2 separate regions of the Homo sapiens genome follow, and region 1 is linked to region 2. A link is an interaction called in ENCODE POLR2A ChIA-PET data of the cell type or tissue named here. Cell type or tissue: A673. All regions are shown on one strand. Links, peaks and the distances in the headings refer to the core of each region. The heading gives the core; the rest is flanking DNA. Region 1 overlaps MIR3663HG (MIR3663 host gene). Region 2 has its middle 47 kb from the start of VAX1.

Evidence for each region. ChIA-PET counts read pairs that join two places held together with the same protein. Peaks named below come from ENCODE experiments on the same cell type or tissue, not always from the same donor. Only the 100,000 strongest peaks of a DNase experiment are listed, where the experiment ranks them.
Region 1: POLR2A ChIA-PET joins it to region 2 with 10 read pairs; 2 of 35 experiments call an interaction of 5 or more read pairs at or near these places.

Annotation. Positions count from the first base shown.
Region 1 is chr10:117,157,109-117,161,504 of GRCh38, forward strand. It overlaps MIR3663HG (MIR3663 host gene), which reads right to left. Exons shown (of 3, transcript NR_121651.1): 2 at 3,506-3,732. Among named protein-coding and RNA genes, the nearest start is that of MIR3663, 8.5 kb to the right of the region's middle. RefSeq lists an enhancer at 2,252-3,008. In A673, for the core only: no CTCF peak of the experiment used is centred there; a DNase peak (open chromatin) is centred at 2,513; H3K27ac peaks cover 842 bases.
Region 2 is chr10:117,089,285-117,093,680 of GRCh38, forward strand. It overlaps a transcript of SHTN1 not described here. Among named protein-coding and RNA genes, the nearest start is that of VAX1, 47 kb to the right of the region's middle. In A673, for the core only: no CTCF peak of the experiment used is centred there; DNase peaks (open chromatin) are centred at 1,747 and 3,327; H3K4me3 peaks cover 479 bases; H3K27ac peaks cover 4,000 bases.

The DNA of each region.
Region 1 (4,396 bases), core at 65-4,064, 68 kb after region 2:
GTTTTCGGAAGAGCTGTAAGAAAGCAGAAGGGTTATCCGGTTCACTTGTTGCCATAATCCTGGACTTTCTGCAAACACATCATACACCATGACATCATGATGTGTAATGGGATCATATCACAAAAAACCAATGTAATGCCATCAAAAGCATGACCCTTTAAGAATATTTCAGAATTCACACATTTAGGACTAGGGAACTTTAAGGAAATGGTATTAAAGACAGCCATGATCTACGGCTGGGCGCGGTGGCTCATGCCTGTAATCCCAGCACTTTGGGAGGCCGAGGCGGGCGGGTCACCTGAGGTCAGGAGTTTGAGACCAGCCTGACCAACATGGAGAAATCCCGTCTGTAGTAAAAATGCAAAATTAGCCGGGTGTGGTGGCACATGCCTGTAATCTTAGCTACTTGGGAGGCTGAGGCAGGAGAATTGCTTGAACCCGGGAGGCAGAGGTTGTGGTGAGCCGAGATCACACCATTGCACTCTAGCCTGGGCAACAAGAGTGAAACTCTCTCTCTCAAAAAAAAAAAAAAAAAAAAAAAAACAGCCATGACCTTAAAAATTTTGTCTCACTCAAAGCTGGAGTGGATCTCTTTTGTTCCATAGACTTCTCTGAGCCTCCCAATCCATCAGTAGGGAAATGAGAACTTCTTACAAGCCATTGTAAGAACTTCTCCCCTATTTCAGGCATTCCTTATGAAAGCTTTTTTTGTCACATGTCTGATATCCTTAAGGAAAAATAAAACGTGTTGGCCTTAATGATTTCAACCTCTTAGACTTAAATGGAACACAGTAATATGCCAGTTAATTTCTGCTTGTAGGTTCCCAAGTAGGGCTTAAAAATATATTCTAGCTTTCTCAACTATTTTTCATAAAGAAGAATCATCATGACTGTGAAGACCACTGTGATTTGTGGAATAAATCCATAAATGTATAACCCAAACAGATCAACTAAATGAAGCTTCCCTCGAGCATGACAGTAAGTCGGCTGGGCTCTAGGAACAAAATGTGTAAGCACAACACTCACAGAGTGGATATTCTTTCAAGTGATAGAGACAGGGTTGGGAAGGACTCTAGAGTTAGAGCCTTCCATGGGCAGTGCTGTTTATTGTATACACAAATAATAGTGACAATCGCTAATATTGACTGTGGAATGCTTTACATGCACCTTGTCATTCACACTTTCTTACAAATAATGGGGCACTATTCCTTTTATTTCTTCTACTCTTAGAAATAACAGAAGCTCAGAGTGGTTAGTAACTTGCTCTATCACCTAGAGAGCAAATGGGGGAGCCAGGCTTCAAATGTGGGTGTGTCTGCCTCCTGATCCCCAACTCTTAAGCATTTTGCCATTTCATCTTTCACCAAGGCTCTCCTGCTCTCCAGCATGATCTGGGCTCTGAACTGTTTCTCCACTAGCCATCTGAGGATAGGTTTCCACCAATTCAGCCACCGAGCTGCTGGAGACGGGGGTTATTAGATTACCATCTCAGAGCAAAACAAAATCAGTATAAAATCTTAGCCTCATTAGCATGGGACTCAGTCTCCTCAGGTAGCCAGTCTTGGCCATTGATTTTTTATTATATGCAGCAGTTACATTTCAGTTTCTCAAGTTACTCATAGCTACATATGAGTAATAAAATGATAGCAACAACTGGAGTGATGCTAACCATTAGTTTGCCTTGAGTCCAAGGACAAAACAAAGTCTTAAGTGTCCTACTCACTCCTTAGCTCCAAAGTAAACAAGTCTTTCTGCTACTAGTACTGGATTAAGCTTCATAACATTGTCCAGGTGAAAGTACTTAGGGCTGGAGGCCTGTGTAGATGCTTGTAAAGAGGGAGATGCTTTGGCAGATTAAACCCATTCTGTGGGCTTGTTCTATTTTCTGGAAAATCTCAAGTATGACAAAATAGCTCCAACGAGTTATTGTTCATCAACATCTGTCATAAATGTTAGAAATCTTGGCATCATTTATCTCTATCTCAATCTCATCTCTATCTACATTTATAATTTACTTATGTATTTAAAAAGAAATAGAAAAAAACACCCTGGTCTAATGGAAAACATCTCAGCTCTAGTGGTTCCCAACCTTTTGGGGTTTGAGAATCAACAACACAATGTTATGAAACCTTTTGGGGTTTGCTATTCAATAACAAAACAAAAAAAGATAAAACAACTATAAATAAATCCTATCTGGCTGATTTAAATTATAGAGCTCATGCAGCTTGAGCAAACCCTCTTCCCTTAGCCATGGTGTGATTCCTCTTGATTGAGAATCGAGTTTCTAGGCTACTTCTCAGAGAATGAAATTACAAAACACAAGATAGCAGATTTTTAAAAAATTGTCACCAGGTATCCCTGCTGGATATCAAGTGACTGGGTCAGAAACTCAGTTGGAAACTCTGCTTAAAGAAGAGCGGAACAAATCCCCCTTGCCTGGGAGGCCAAACAGAGCATTGTTTTAGTTCCGTAGGAGATAATGACAATGGAATAAAACATTGTCCCGGGTAATGGTCTCCCGCTGGTAGGGAAATGCGTAGGCAAAAACAAACAAGGGGCTGAACTGCTACCTTCTTTTTAAAGCAAAAACTGTTGATCCTGGAACTGAGTACCTCCTAGCAGCTTCCATTTGGTTATATTAAGTCTTACATTTGGAGGTGCTCTGGGCTGGGGTGTCGCTGGGTAAATAGGGGGCAGGGTACAGATGTTAAGAGAGCCGCTAGCTCTACTGCTTCTGAACTGCTGGCTTCAGAGATAGGCTTAGGGGACCATTTTGAATTTCATCAGCCACTGGACAAAACAGGCTTTCCATAAAAACACAATCACCACTTCATGCTTTGCTGCCAGCTGAGATCTCCCTGCTGCCATATTCCACCCTCATGCCACCCATTTTATGACTGCCGATTAGACTGATATATATTGTATTGGTAAAGTTCTGCATTTCTTGAAAAGAAAACCTTTATAAAATAAAGAAGAATGAAGCCAATAATCCATTCATTTGACACAGAAAGTCAGCACTTTCCGATCTTTCTCCTTTTTTCCCTTGCAAGATAATATAATATGTAGAGACTGTCTAATGTGTCTCTCAAAACAAGATTTAAATCAGAGATCAAAAGTGGGTAGTGATTTAAAATTCTAAATTTTGGAAAAATAGCAACTATCCTTTCATTTTTGAAACAAAAATAAATGAAAATTCAGGGCCAAAGTCGTCCTTCTGCCAACTGGAGCTTCTGTAGAACACACAGCTCAGACTCTACCACACAGATGGAAAATAGTCCGAATGCATGCTGGCAGTATTCTTTCATTCCACGAACTTCTACAGTTTCCTTTAAAGCAGCATGGCATTCAAAAGTTGAGGTCCAATTCATCTTTGCTGTTAATGAGGCATTTTACAAGTGTATTTTTTTTTCTTGGGAAAAAATTTTGAATTGGGTAAAACAAATGGCAAGTGGATATTTAAAAACAAAAACAAAAACAAAAACAAAAACAAAAAACACCTCCTTACTTGGACTGGTGATTGACTTGCTTAGAATTCTCTGGGCCAGCATTTCATTTCCTGATGGCTGCCATTTCCCCTCCCATTCCAAGTTCTCTCTACTTGGGGCTGACACAGGACGTGGAAATACTAATATGGCTGCTGGGACTCCTTTCGTGTATTTCAGCAAGAGAATTATTTCGTATCAGTGCTCAGTGTCTCTCCAACTTTTCCATTTCCTCTAAGGTCAGGTTTCCCTACAAAGAAGAACGCCATATCGATTGTTAGTAACAGGAACTAAGCATTTGGGGGCCAGACACACAACTTTTCTGTTTCATGGTGTCACTGGCAGAAGAGGATCCTGGCCTGAATACACATTGGAAAGAGGCAATTTATATTTTTATTACAGTCATTAATCTGATATTTCTAATTTAAAAACATTCATTTGGAAAAAACTCAATGATGAGACAAAACAGTGTTTTTGCCCTGTTACCTGTATGTAATTATCTCAGTTTTCTCCCTCACCTTTGTGGCTTGATGAGGATTCCCTGGTTAAACGCAACTCCAGTACGTAATAAAGGGCATCAGTTACTTTTGAAGGTGCTTTGGCAATGTGGTCACTAATGTAAGTAACCATCACAGAAACCTCAAGTCGAGAGAATAAATGGGAGAATAATAAGCAGAGAGAACTAGCATAGGGAAAAAGTTAAGGGGGGGAGGTAAAAATTTGGTGGAAACAGAAAAACTCTTTAATGTGGATGCTAAGGAACAAGATCAAAGTATAAGAATTTGGATTAGGCAGGATCAGTTCAAGTTGTTAATAAAAATATGTGGGAAGAAACGAAAGCAAACAGTTCTCGGATCAGTCTCCAGGTATTCAGGGCTGGCCAAACACAACGAGAAGTGGAAAAGGGGTGATAA
Region 2 (4,396 bases), core at 190-4,189:
AACAACCTTTATGTAAGTCATATCATTGTAAAAATTTAATAAAAAGTAATTTAGAGTCTAGAAGTGGGGAAAGGCAGGATAATACTTCAGGAACTTTGTACTCTCTTTAAAAAGTAACAAAAAATCACCATTTAACTTACAACATATAAAAAATTAACTCAAAATGGATCAAAGACCTGAACTTGAGACTTAAAACTATAAAACTCTTAAAAGACAACATAGAGCAAAAGCTTCATGACGCTGGATTTGGCAATGATTTTTTTGGATAGGGCGTCAAAAGCACAGGCAACAAAAGTAAAAATAAACTGAACTACATCAAGATTAAGAACTTCTGTGCATCAAAGGACAGTATCAACAGAATGAGAAGAAAACATACGGAATGGGAGAAAATATTTGCAAATCATATATCTGATAAAATATTAATATTCAGAATATATAAAGAACTCTAAAACTCAACCACAGAAACAAACAAGCTGACTCAAAAATAGGAAAAGGAATTGAATAGACATTTCATTCATTATGGAAATACTAGGAAAATGAAAATCATTAGGGGAATAAAAATCAAACCCACAATGAAACACCACCTCATACCCATTAGAATGGCTATCAAAAAACACAAAACAAAAAACAAATAGAAAACAACATATGTTGGTGAGGATGTGGAGAAATTAGAACCCTTGTACACTGTTGGCGAGAATGTAAAATAGTGCAGCCGCTATGGAAAACAGCACAGTGGTTCTTCAAAGAAGATCCTACAATATCACTTCTGGGTATAAATCCCAAAGAACTGAAAGCAGAGTCTCAAAGAGATATTTGTACACCCATGTTCATGTTCATAGCAGCACTGTTACTAACAGCCAAAAGAAAGAAGCAACCCAAATGTCCATCAATAATGAATGGGTAAACAAATTGTAATATACATACAATGGAATTATTCATCCTTAAAAAGAAAGGAAATTCTGACACGTGCTACAACATGGATGAACCTTAAAGGACACTAAGTCAGTTTAAATAAGCCAGTCACAAAAGGACAGATACTGATATCCCACTGATAAAGGTACCTAGAGTAGTCAGATTCATAGAGACAGAAAGTAGAATTTGGTCGTCAGGGGCCAGGGGACAGAAGGCTGGGGAGTTGTTGTTTTAACAGGTACAGAGCTTCAGTTTTGCAGGATGAAGAAGTTCTGGAGATTAGCTTCACAATAATGTGAATACACTTAACACTACTAAACTGTACACTTAAAAATGGTTAAGATGGTCAATTTTATGCTATATGTATTTTCCACAATTTGAAATAAAACAAAACAATCACCATTGGGTGGGCTCAAATAAAAGTTAAGAATTCAGAAGGGAATAAGGGCTGTTTCATATGATTGTGCCAGTTGTCTTACACAAGGGCACCTAGCTATGAATTTAAAATCCGCCCCGTCCTCTGTTCTCCAAGCCATGTGCCCTAATTTGTGAAAACAGAAGGAAGGAAGGAAGGAAGGAAGGAAGGAAGGAAGGAAGGAAGGAAGGAAGGAAGGAAGGAAGGAAAGGAGGGAGGGAGGGAGGGAAAGGTGAGCCAGGAAAAAGAGGATAGAGAAGGGGAAGAAGAATAAGAAAAAGGATCTGACTGTTGGGGTGGATCTGTTCCCAAGACTTTTTCTTTAAAGGCTTCTGACCCTGTGACAGAAGAGCACAAGTTGGCTCAGAATGATGATTTAGGAACTGTGCTTCCCTTTCCAACTACAGTGTGTGTGGTAGCACTAAATTATCCTCTGGAAGAGAAGATTGAAAGCACAGGATCACCTTTTACTATTTCTCTTGACCTCTGTTCCAAATAGGAAATGACATCATGCTGAAAAAGTCCACCATTACTCTCAGTTAAATTCTGCCTTCTTCTGAATGGAAATACTCCTGAGAGTAATTAACGCATCAATATTAACATTTATCGAGCTTACGCGTTGTGCCAGGGACTGTTCCAAATACTTTACATGGATTGTATCACTTAATCCTGAAATATCTCAGATGAGGTAAATAGTATTACTATCCAAATTTTAAATTTTATAGATGAGGAATCTGAGACACAGGCTAAATAGCATAAGGTCACACAGTCAAAAAGGAAAGCTCTGGAAATCCACATTTGACTTTTCCTTAAATGACAGACATGACCTTTCCCCATAAATGACCTTTCCTTTCAGAACAGAAGCTAAGCAAATTAAAGAAGAACTGGTATTCCTTGGACTATGTCACCTTCTAAGGGGAGGTGGAACCTACTAAGTTACCCTGAGGGAACAAAAACAAAGGCCCAAAGAATGCCAGCCCATTTCCAAGCAGCCTCTCTTAACAGGTAAGCACAATCCAAAGGCTTTGAGTTCCTAACAACACTGAATTTCTTGCAGTTTTTAGCATATACATTTTCTCCAGTATGCATTTGCTCATGCTGGTCCTTCCACTGGGAAAATATGGTCCCTTGCCCTACTTTACATGAATGACTGCCTCATCCATCAAGACCGAAGGCAAGTAGTGAGTGTCCTTTCCAGGAAGGTTTCTCTAAGCCCTCTTCCTCCCACTCTGCCAGAATGAGCCTAGTTCCCTTACTACATGACATGGAAATGATCTCTTTTCCATGCCTGTATCCTCCAGTTGAGGCAGGGACTGTGTCTTATTAATGACTGCCATGTGTCAAGTGATCAGGGCTTTACATACAGTGTCTCATTTAGCCTTAAAAACAACCCTGGGAGATTGGTATTCTCAACCCCTTATAAATGAGGAAAACGTCTAAACTAATAAGGGATAGATGAAAGATTTAACCCAGATGTGACACCAAAGCCTGTACATGTAACCACTATATTGCATAGTACTTCCCGTACTTAGATTTGCATTCACTATGCCCAACACAGTAGCTTGCAAATAACCGATGTTTAAGAGATGTTTACTGAACTGATTTGAAGCCATGGGCTTAAATGATCCCCAGTAAGGATGTGAACATAATAGGTTAGGTTATAACTTTGGCCTCTCACAGGCAAGCAAACTCTAGTTTGGGTAATGACACTAGCCTCTCAGAAACTCTCTTGCTGCTGCATATGAAAGCCTATGATTCTCTAGATGACCAAGCTACAACATCCTTTATCCAGAATTTGCGACAAATGCGAGAATTGATAAATCTGTAGGAGTAAATCCCTGTGTGTTTGAAATGAACCAACACACACAAATGCAGACACGGTATTTAAAAATTGTGAAACTTTATCCCCTTTGGGGACAAATTAAGCCAATAAAAACAAAGGGGAAGAAGAAGGCATTCTCTAGACCCATCTGGCTGCACCCAGTGCATAAGGATCTGCCAATCATGAGGCAACGGCGCCCAGCTGGTTTGGGTCACTGAGAGAAAAGCTGCATGCAGATAGTTTATGTACTGGAATAAATCAAGATGAGCAATTACCATTTTCTGGAGAAGCTTGGACTTATTCAGGGTGAGCTTTCACATTGTTACTGTCTTTAGAGAACCGAATTTTAGAAAAAGTGAGGGGGAGATAAGGGAGAGACTGAGGCTGAAGGGTTTAAAAAGAAAAGGGTATGGGCTCATATGTAATACTTTCTTCAGCTCATAGATAAGAAATGCCTGGTTGAGGGACAGTTCCACCAGGTCCACTAATAGCAGTACATGAAGAATTTGACAGAGCTGAAATTCTTCAACAATTCTAAGGGCTTCACAATAAATGCAAGAATAGCAGCCAATACTTATAGAGTCCTAAATGCTTCAGACTCTACAATATATAATGAGAACTCCTTCAATAAATGTCAGTAGTAGTCATTATATCTACTATCATTAGTATTACTATCCTCAGTTCACTATCCCTCACAAGGACACTGAGTATATACTACCATCATCCCATATTACACATGAGGAACTAAGCTAAGACAAGTTAGGTAGCATGCCCAGATACATACAATTAGAAATTGGAGGCAGCAGAGCCCACAAGTGCAGAAAGTATTACTACAATAATAATGGTAGCCACCATTTTACAGCTACTGCAGGTGATCTTGTGTTGAGCACTTCACAATCACTATCTTTCAAGCTCACACCAACCCTGCAAGGCATTATTATTAATAACTTGAAATGAAAAAAAAAGCCACGTATCATGGTGCATGCCTGTGGTTCCAGCTACTCGGGAGGCCGAGGTGGGAGGATAAGCCGAGATCATGCCACTGCACTCCAGCTGGGGTGACAGAGAAAGATCTTGTCTCAAAAACACAACACAACTAAACAAAACAAAAACCTGAGACTCAAAAAAGTCATGTCAAAAGTCATTCAGCTAATAAGTAGCTGAGGCCAGATTCAAACTCCGATCTACCCAACCCCAAAGGCTACGGACTTTTTCACGACACCAGGCTCTCTTTAGTCATAAGCTGT